Linked DNA regions of Homo sapiens: region 1 is linked to region 2. Evidence: read pairs that join two places in POLR2A ChIA-PET (ENCODE). Cell type or tissue: B cell. All regions are shown on one strand.

Region 1 (5,000 bases), 61 kb before region 2:
TGAAGTGCGGCAGGAAGCTGACACAAAACAGCTTACTCTGCTGAATTGATAGGAGATGTAGATTAGTGTAACTTTACTTAAAGACTATTTGTAGTATGTTAACTATCATGCTGTTTGTCTTTTCAGTGAGTGATAATTTGTCATTTATGTAAACCATGTTCATTTCAAATTTTCCAGTTAATTTGTGTGGGAATTGTTACGTGACTTTAAAATCTAATAAAATAAAATATGCTCTTTCAGACCCTAAGAAAGAACTTGATTCAAAAAACCTAAAGGAAAAAAAGAGGAAGAGAGCTCTCGAAAGTGGAAGTTTCTCATTCTCCTCAGTCCTCATGGTTTTTAAACCCTTTATTCTTCTTTATTAATGTCATATACCCTCTGTCTTAAGATGGTGGCTTCCAAAGGAGATCTGGGAGTGTGGAGGACAGGGAGTTACTTTACAGAATGCCTGGCTCTGATTAGTTGCTCCTTGTCATTTTCCACACATTGTATTATTTCTAGGAGGGCAGCCTGAGAAGGACAAGATAGTATGGAATGTAGAGTCAGAAGGAATAGAAGGCAGCTTGGAGAAGGAGGAGGAATTGAACTGCCCCTTAAATCATGTGGATATGAGAAGTGGGAGGATTTTCTGGGGGAAAGATGAAGTTCTATCACTTTTCCCAACAGCGTGGATATTTTCTCAACCTCTGTGGCAAACAGACTTTCTCAGGGTGTTCATTGAATTAAAATATTTAGGAGTAATATTTAGGAACACCTAAATTATATGATAGTTAAATGTTTGTTCATTACAAATCAAGGTAGCAAATAAAGGTAGTTGCAGTTTGAACCTGTTTATATTTTAGGTTCCTGTAATACTCATCTAAAGCAGTTAGCTTCACTGTGTAAATTTTATGCTAAGTGACAAACTTCTCAAACATAGATAACCTTAGTATTTCTGTTATGTTTTTATCAGATGTGAGAGTAATTGCCCTTGATTTCCAGGAAAAGAGTATTGAGAACTTAATTTTTTATTTATTTATTTTTAAATATCAAAATGATGATTAGAAGTTGAATTTTCCATAGGATCACGAAGAAATTTTAGTTCAAAAGTTTGTGCCCATAATCTAAAATTCCATGGTCTCACTAAAAACAAATATTTCCTTTGATAGGAGATGTTATTTAAGAAAAAAGAGTTTACTATGGTAATACATTTCTGGTCACTTATTAAAATACTCTGTTCTGCTCAATAGGGTCATCTGTCAGAAGCTTGGTCCCGAGTGACAAAAAATGCTATTGCAGAAACCATCATTGCCTTGACCAAGATGGAAGAAGAATTTAGGTCTCCAGTGAGATGTATTGCAACAACTAGAGTAGGTTTTGCTTTGTTTTGTTTTGTTTTAAATTTGGTGTGTATCATTGCGTGTTCTTTTTTAGTAATAGATTTAAACAAATTTTAATCACTAAGTCAACATAATTATTTTTTAACCAAATACCGTATTTATTGAAAAAGTATAAAGGGCTTTTATATTATGAACTAGTCGTTACTTCTCACTGTTATGTGTTCTGTGTCACTTGTTTTTGTTATTGTTTAGGAAGCCAAGGGTACACTGGTTAGAAAAGGCTAATTACATTGTACATTGTTTGCGTGTTGTCTTTCTAATGATCTGTTTGCTGTAGTTTACCACAGTAAGTTTAGTGCCAGCATTATGCTGTGATAGACCGAAGGTCCTTTGGAGACAAGACCCCTGCCTATGCCTGGTTGTTCCTAATGTAGAGCCCTGTAACTTACTTACAGGATTTATAGGTCTTACTTCTAAAAAGCAAGAAGTGCTTGTCCAGGGCAGGGTCAGGGTGGAAATCTTTGAGGAAATGAGATTGCATTCTTCAGATGACACATTTATAGTAAGTTTTAACCTGCTAGATTTCATGTCCCATATACTTCCAGAAGAGATTTGAGATTTCCTTGAAGGAGGGCAGTCTGACAACGTTAGGAAGAAGTGAATGCTGGTAAAAATTGCTTAGGTTAATCCTCAGAAATCTGAAGAAGATAAACTATATATCCCTAGGGCGGAAAAAGTCAATTTATGCTATCTTGCTATTATTGACTGTGACACCTGAAATAGGTATTTTTGACAGTAATCCTTTCCTACCACTCATGTGTTGCTTTCTTTCAGTCTGCATTCCCCTTCCTCCTTGCATGCATTATTTCTTTTTCTATTTTTCTGTCCCTATTTTAACATCTCTTGCTTTCTGTATCCAATAACACTCACATGCACTTCTTAGAGTTGAGCTAGTTAAGTCATTTTCTATTCTTCATTAATGAGGGGATATATCATTCTATATAAAACTGAAGCTTACCCTTTAAGCCTCAGAAATTTTTAACTATTTCTGAAAACAGTTGTCTTTTTTTTTTTTTTTTTTTTTTTGAGACAGAGTTTCACTCTTGATGCCCAGGCTGGAGTGCAATGGTACGATCTTGGCTCACTGCAGCCTCCGCCTGCAGGTACAAGCGATTCTCCTGTCTCAGCCTCCCAAGTAGCTCGGATTACAGGCATATACCACCACACCTGGCTAATTTTTTTTGTATTTAGTAAAGACTGGGTTTCACCATGTTAGTCAGGCTGGTCATAACCCCCTGACCTCAGGTGATCCACCCACCTTGGCCTCCCAAAGTGCTGGGATTACAGGCATGTGCCACTGTGCCCGGCCCTATTTTGGAGAACAGTTTTCTAAAGCTTTTAGACATGTATGTATTTCTGACAAAGTGCACCAAGTATAGTATTAGGCTTTCTGGGGCAACAAGGGGCAACAAAGACTTCTGAGGAACTTTTATTATCTAGAAGGATTTAATGTGTACCTGACTACTCATGGGACTGTACACAATTTAGCAGTTGCTGTACCACCTTCTTTGGCATTTAATGATACTAAATGGAAAAATATTCAGAAGACATTAGTAGTAAATATTAAATATGCCAATTCATTTATTCATATGTTGTTTACATAGTAGACCAATAAAGGATAATTTTATTTGTCAGATAGAAGACAGGGTGGTTCATCAGAGAAACAGTCACTTGTTCAGTAGATATCTGAGTGCCTCCTGTGTGCATGGCACATAGGACAGTGATCGTGTATGCCTGCTACCACATCAGGAAGACTTGAGTGCCACTGAGTATCTATGTATTTTCAAAATCAGCCAGCATTTATTGAGCTGTTGTGATGTGTCACAGTCAGCATTTCATAAGTCTTTCCTAAAAATTCAGTGGTGTAACAGCCTTCCCTTTCAACAGCTCTGGCTTGCTCTCGCATCCCTATGTGTTCTTGATCAGGACCACGTAGATCGTCTCTCCTCGGGGAGATGGATGGGAAAGGATGGACAACAAAAACAAATGGTAAGATCAGAATTTTGTAAGAATTTATCTTGCTTTCCTTTACAGTAAGCTTTAGCTTAGCTTAAAAACAAACAAACAAACAAAAAACACATCAACATAAACAGTTAGTGGATCTCTTGAAAGATTGTGTCCCTTCGGCCAAGTTCATCTCACAAGTCTATTTCAGAGAGTCCCTACTTCATAGTATATGGAAACTTTAGGGGCTTTTATTTAAGTATATTAAAGAGCTTTCTTCTTCTCTGAGTCATGTTTGCATCATATCAAAATTTATTTTTAGCCAGAGTCTGATTTAGTGACTAGATATTTTACTAAAATGTAATCAGTCTTATGGTAGGAAGGAAATAAAGCAATAACACAGGCAACATGACACACCACCTGTTCACATATATACTTAAGTAGGTTTGATGGGTATCTTTAAGTTCACTAGAAAGGAAAACTTTATATAGGCCCTTTCACCATTTTCTTATTAATGTTCAAGTTTCAAAAATAAACAGTTTCTTCCTTTGGCATACAGAATGTTTAGATATATAATGGGGCAGACATTTCTTAAGTCTCTAAGTAACAAAGTATACCTGTTCATTGTATTAATCATTGAACCTGCAAAGCACATTAATGATTGGATTTGGAGTTTTGAGAGATTTTTATAGTTAAGTACATTTGCAATAATTCTGTTTAATATTCAGATTCTAAATTCTTAATAGACTTCCGAATAACGGTTTATTTTTGTAAATAAATTATATTCAATTTGTATGAGAGTCTGAGACTTGCTTGTTAATCTAAGTAACGTGGAAATGTCTTATTTTAGCCTATGTGTGATAACCATGATGATGGTGAAACTGCAGCAATCATTTTATGCAATGTCTGTGGAAATTTATGTACAGACTGTGACAGATTCCTTCACCTTCATCGAAGAACCAAAACTCATCAAAGACAGGTGAAGATTTTTGTCTCTGGAGCATAAAATATGTTCAGTGAATTTTGAAATAAATGTGTGAAAGAGGCTTTGTGTAGTAGGGGGAAAAAGTGGACTTTGGAATCAAAGACCTTGGTTGAGTTCACAGCTGTCTCGCTTACCATCTATAAATAGCAAGTTGTTTTATCCTTAGAAACACTTAATTTCTCCATTTATAAAAAAGGGACTGCTGTGAAGATTAAAGAGAAGATTGGAAATATTCAAAACTTCTTAGAGTGCTTAAATGAAAGCCATTATTATTATTGAATAATTAAATTTTATACTCTCCCTTTCAGAGTGATAAATAAGCATATTTTTCCCTGTTCTTTAATGAAATAATAGGTCTTCAAAGAAGAAGAAGAAGCTATAAAGGTTGACCTTCATGAAGGTTGTGGTAGAACCAAATTGTTCTGGTTGATGGCACTGGCAGATTCTAAAACAATGAAGGCAATGGTGGAATTCCGAGAACACACAGGTAAAAGGTTTAAAGATTGAGCCATGCCTTTAAAACCCACAAAAAAAGATTAAACCGTGCCAACTGATTAAACTGTGAATAATTTTGAGTGATATTCTGATGTTTAATTATGACATCATTGATCTATATATTTACTAAATATATAGAGTGTTCTATGGTGAAGAGAGCATTAGACCAAAAGTCAAGAAACCTGATTTGCCACTAA
Region 2 (5,000 bases):
AATCAGTTCTACTAACCAAAGCTTGTATTTGGAAATTTACTTTTTGTACAAATTGAATTATATAATGCTTAAAATACTTTGTCACTTTATAAGCAAAATGCATAGTACTTAATTTGTTTATACTGTAAAGTATATGTTAAATGCTTTTATCACTTTGAGAATAAAAAGTTACTAATGCTGTTGTATTTTACTTTTTAAAAACTACACAAACATTTGACTTTAAACTTAAAAATGTTTCAAATCCATATTTGATGGATATAATATTTAATATTAAACAATGTTTATGATAGACTCGCCTTTTTGAAGATACAAGGTTAGGCTCATGGAATCTATTCTTGAAATAAGCTCTGATGCCTAAAGAAATAGGAAATTTAAAACCTACCATGAAATATAAATTTTTAAATTTTTATACAGAAAATAATAGGTTCTTTCTGCATTCAGAATGAGAACTTATAAAACAGATTATTTAGACATAGAATCAGTCTTTAAGGGTCCTTGAACCCAACCAGTCTTTTTAGAGATAAATGTCTTTATATAAATTAGAATAGTTTTTCAACTATTGAAATTATTTTCATTGTTTTACTGGCTTTCAACTTATCTTGGTAATTTGGGCTGTTGTAACCATATCAGAAAAAATAGGTATGATTGAAGATTAAGTCAATTTAGTGCATTTTAAGAACTTTAGGCTGAAAGGAAGACGTTCATGTGAAGAAGGTTCAAGCCTCCACTAGGTCCTTTAAAATTTTTTTTTTTTACACTAGGTCCTTTAACACACTATAATTTCTACCCCACACATAGATAGTAATGAGCTTTGCACAGACTCCAACCCCAGTTTGTGGGGCTGGTTTTAATTTTACCAGGCAGGAAAATTCCAGCTGCTTGCTGACACCCAACTTTAAAAAGGGCACAAAGCCTTTTACTCCGAAAGTGAAGTAAGAGCTTATCCTTAGAATAATCAGTCCAATAAAAGGATAAATAATCCTAACTTGTTTTAAGTAGGAGACAAAATTTTGAAAGGAAGGTTTGAAGAGCAGGAAACCACTTGGATAATAAAGGGTAAATATGACGAAGATGCTGGAAACACTTTGGCCAGCCTGTTTGCCTTTGTGAACAGGGAAAAAGCATGTGTGTAGTTTTGGAACATCACTCTTTGTATAGCCTGCCAACTATTTAAAAAATAAAACATCTTACAGGAACTATAATTCCAGGTAATTCATTAAGTGCCACCACAGCAGACCATAAAACTGGATAAGACTTCCTAAGACTTGATTTTTTTCTCCAATTTTTAAGGAGCCACCAATATTGAGGGTTCCAAATAAAGTTAGTAGGTTTCTTCACTGTGTTTTCCTCTACATGCAACAATATATTAGATGACACTTTGTGGGTATACTTACTTAACTAATTTTGTGCCAGATTAATGAGGAGATATATTCACTCTAAAGCCCTAGTCAGACTAAAAATGTATAAATTTTATACATCTACAACATTTTTTTGAGACGGAGTCTCACTCTGTTGCCAGGCTGGAGTGCAGTGGTGCGATCTTGGCTCGTGGGAACCTCCACCTCCTGGATTCAAGTGATTCTCCTGCCTCAGCCTCCCAAGTAGCTGGGACTACAGGCATGCTCCACCACAACCAGCTAATTTTTGTATTTTCAGTAGAGACGGGGTTTCACCATGTTGGCCAGGCTGGTCTCGAACTCCTGACCTCAAGTGATCCGTCCACCTTGGCCTCCCAAAGTATGTGTTAGGATTACAGGCATAAGCCACCGCACCCAGCCTACATCTATAACAATAGCAAAATAGAAACTGCATTTAAGTTGTACTTAAGTTATAATTAAAGTAAATCACATTAAGTCATATTGCTCAAAGGGCAGCAAAACTTAATTGGCAGATTTCTGCGTGGCTATGTTTTGGTTTCTCAACTACTATTTTGAAAGCATGTTCTTGAATCATCTTCACCTGAAAGCTCTACATCTTGTAAGTAGAGCTGACAGGTTTAATTCTTAAGAAATACTTTTGTAAATGTTAATGCTGTCTGTGCTGTAGTTACCTGACTTTATGATGCTTTCTGTCTTCATTTAATTAAGATTCTTAGGAACAATGAAAAATCTTGAATGCTTTTTTTTTGAGACGGAGTCTCGCTCTGTCGCCCAGGCTGGAGTGCAGTGGCGCCATCTCAGCTCACTGCAACCTCTGCCTCCTGGGTTCAAGTGATTCTCCTGCCTTAGCCTCACGTGTAGCTGGGATTACAGGCATGGACCACCACCCCTAGCTTTTTTTTTTTTTTTTTAATTTTAGGAGAAACGGGGTTTCACCACATTGGCCAGGCTGGTCTTGAACTCCCGACCTTCAGTGATCCTTCCACCACCTCAGTTTCGCAAAGTGATAGGATTACAGGCGTAAGCCACTGTGCCTACTCAAAAATCTTGAATGCTTTTTTCACATAACTATTAGAATCTTGTTTAAAAGTTCCAGGTACAGATATCCTCATTTGTTTTCCCTGCATAACCAAGTTCTTTGATTTGCAGTTGACCAAAACTTGGTACAAGAATCTTTGTCTCTTCAAGGCAGTTCTGGAAATCCAAAATCCTGTAGTTTTTCCAGAGCAATTTCCTGAGTTTGGTAGAAGTTCGTGTTGCCTGAGTTTAGCCACTAGATGGTGATAATGCACAGATCCAAGTTTTCTTGTAACATTGTGAAAACAATTAGCAGGTTAAAGAGGCAGTATTAATTTGGAATATTTAGGCATTATTATAAGGAGTCGACAGGCTAAAGGAGGCGTGAAAGAAAGTTCTCCCTCTGTATTTGAGGAAGATATCTGGTGACTGGGTTATTTTCAGACTGTTGTGGGACTACAGTTGAAAAAAAAAAACCCAGCAAAAATGAATTCCTAGACAAAATAAGACCAAAGACACATAAAATACAAGCTCCAATTTTTTTAATTAGACCCAACAGAAACAAAAACACTCCAATAAATTGTTTATAAAAGCTTCCTGTCAGTATCTGTACTTATTTCCTCACAGACCAGTAACATCTGGTTGGCAGGCACTGGTCTGAGGACCACACTTCGGTGCTAAAAGCCTGTACTATAGTGCATCCAATTCAGTCAGCAGAACCGGGGTTCAAGACCTGACTTCATTACTACTAGCTGGATAGCCAGAGAAAGATCACTTAGCCTTTCTAAGGTCCACTTTACTCATTTGGATCAGGTTAATTATATCTATGATTAAGCTTTCTGTGAGAGCTCAATAATAATGTACTAACCTCTCAGGAAGTACTTGAAAGTTGAAACTGAATCACATAATTGGTACATTTACATATTAAACGTGAATTGTTTTATCTGATATCTACTCCATCTTCTTACTGAATGGTGTTTTCTCCTTGAATAGAAACGTGTTCAGTTGATCATCAAATACTTAAAGGACCTTGAAAGCTTGTCTGGCTCTAATTAAAGCACAGCTACTTGGTGATCTTAACAGAAACCTGTCCTCTCTCGGAGAAGTGCAACCTCTTCCACTGCGCTGACAGCTTTGTGGGAAGAGGGAGAACTACAGGAAACAATGAAGAAGTCAGAAGGTGCCTGTTTACCCAAACGTGTCTGCAGCCATGTTCCTGCATACCCCGGTTAGAAGAACCGCTGAAGCACTATGCTATCAGCTTAAAATCTAGGTGACTACAAAACCCTGGAAAGTTTGGCACATAAACTACATTAGGCAAGATCAAGGATGACATTTGTTCTTTGATTAATCATTATCACTGCCATTCAATGTGACCTGCCAAACATACACAACTTACATCTTTACAGCAATCCTAAATCCTAAGATTTAGTGATGTTAGTATGCTTAAAGAACACAAGCCAGTTACTAGCTAGTTCCAAAATCTCAGCCAGAAATATGTGTTAACACTGGATTTGCCACATCTAGAAGCACAATCACTCCAGTTATGGTGTCTAAACGAATGTCTAAAGTTAGGTGAATGGAATGTAATCAGACTATACTAAACTTGGTTCCAAAAGTTATAGAAGTTGTAAAGTTAGTCTAAACTAAAGCACTTAAGTGAAAAAGTGTAACTGCCATATCAGAAAGAAGAGCTCCCACCATGAAAATGTCACTGAATGTATTTTTTATTTTTGAAGGTATTTTTAAAATCTGGGCACACCATATCTATCTGTAGGACCCTGGGTCCAAAGGTCCTACATAACTGATATGAACCATAATTCTCCATATTAACAAAGGCTCGGAAATTGAAACCAAGATCACCTAACTCGCTCACTTTGGCCAATATAGTACGAATTTCAGCTTCTTTACAAGAGAAGAGTCCTGAGATGTTAATATGCAGCAATTCTGCTGATGTGCATTTTAACTTTATGCACCAAGGAAGAAAGGCTAAGGAATTCACAAAAGTAAAATCACCCCCTGAAAAACAGATGCTGGTGATTGGAGAAAAAAGAGCAGTAGAATTAAGGTGTTTTATAAACCAGAGAGTGTTTTGTTTCTGATAGGTAAAGGGATTTCTTCATATGTTATTTTAATAAAAGGGAATTTCATAGGTAAAAACCAATATTCAAAATTATAAAACAAATAGAACTGTTTGTGCACAATCACTGCATCAAAAATTTGCAAGAGACTCAACAGAAATTCTTTAGTTGGCAAATGTGGTTTGAAGGGGTAATAAAATCTTTTTATGGCTAAACCAAGAGTCTTGTTTCCTGTTGGCCCAAAAACAGATGTTTCATTTCCCAGATAAGTAGGTTCTCCACTGTAAAGAAATATTCTTGTATAGTTGGTTTCTATGTTCTTGAACTCTGCTCCAAATTCAGCCAACTTGTTAAAGGTCCTTAACACAAATTTGGAACAGTCGTAGGAATCAAACCATGTCTCTGCCCCCTTTTCTGGGCTGGCTTTTACATTCCATGTCTCATAATAAATTCCTGTTTCATTGTCCTGTTTCACCCACTTTGCCATTTGGTTGAACATGTTTCCTAGTTTAAAAAAACAAAA

Evidence for each region. ChIA-PET counts read pairs that join two places held together with the same protein. Peaks named below come from ENCODE experiments on the same cell type or tissue, not always from the same donor. Only the 100,000 strongest peaks of a DNase experiment are listed, where the experiment ranks them.
Region 1: POLR2A ChIA-PET joins it to region 2 with 9 read pairs; 6 of 35 experiments call an interaction of 5 or more read pairs at or near these places.

Annotation. Positions count from the first base shown.
Region 1 is chr13:77,060,964-77,065,963 of GRCh38, reverse strand. MYCBP2 (MYC binding protein 2) reads left to right here. Exons shown (of 83, transcript NM_015057.5): 73 at 1,230-1,349; 74 at 3,267-3,368; 75 at 4,174-4,302; 76 at 4,663-4,795. Among named protein-coding and RNA genes, the nearest start is that of MYCBP2-AS1, 12 kb to the left of the region's middle. In B cell, no CTCF peak of the experiment used is centred here; a DNase peak (open chromatin) is centred at 293; H3K27ac peaks cover 1,180 bases.
Region 2 is chr13:77,000,439-77,005,438 of GRCh38, reverse strand. It overlaps CLN5 (CLN5 lysosomal BMP synthase), which reads right to left. Exons shown (of 4, transcript NM_006493.4): 4 at 322-4,981. The coding sequence ends at 4,470. It overlaps FBXL3 (F-box and leucine rich repeat protein 3), which reads left to right. Exons shown (of 5, transcript NM_012158.4): 5 at 1-179. Among named protein-coding and RNA genes, the nearest start is that of CLN5, 11 kb to the right of the region's middle. In B cell, CTCF peaks have their summits at 2,421 and 2,620 (motif pointing right); no DNase peak of the experiment used is centred here; H3K27ac peaks cover 3,036 bases.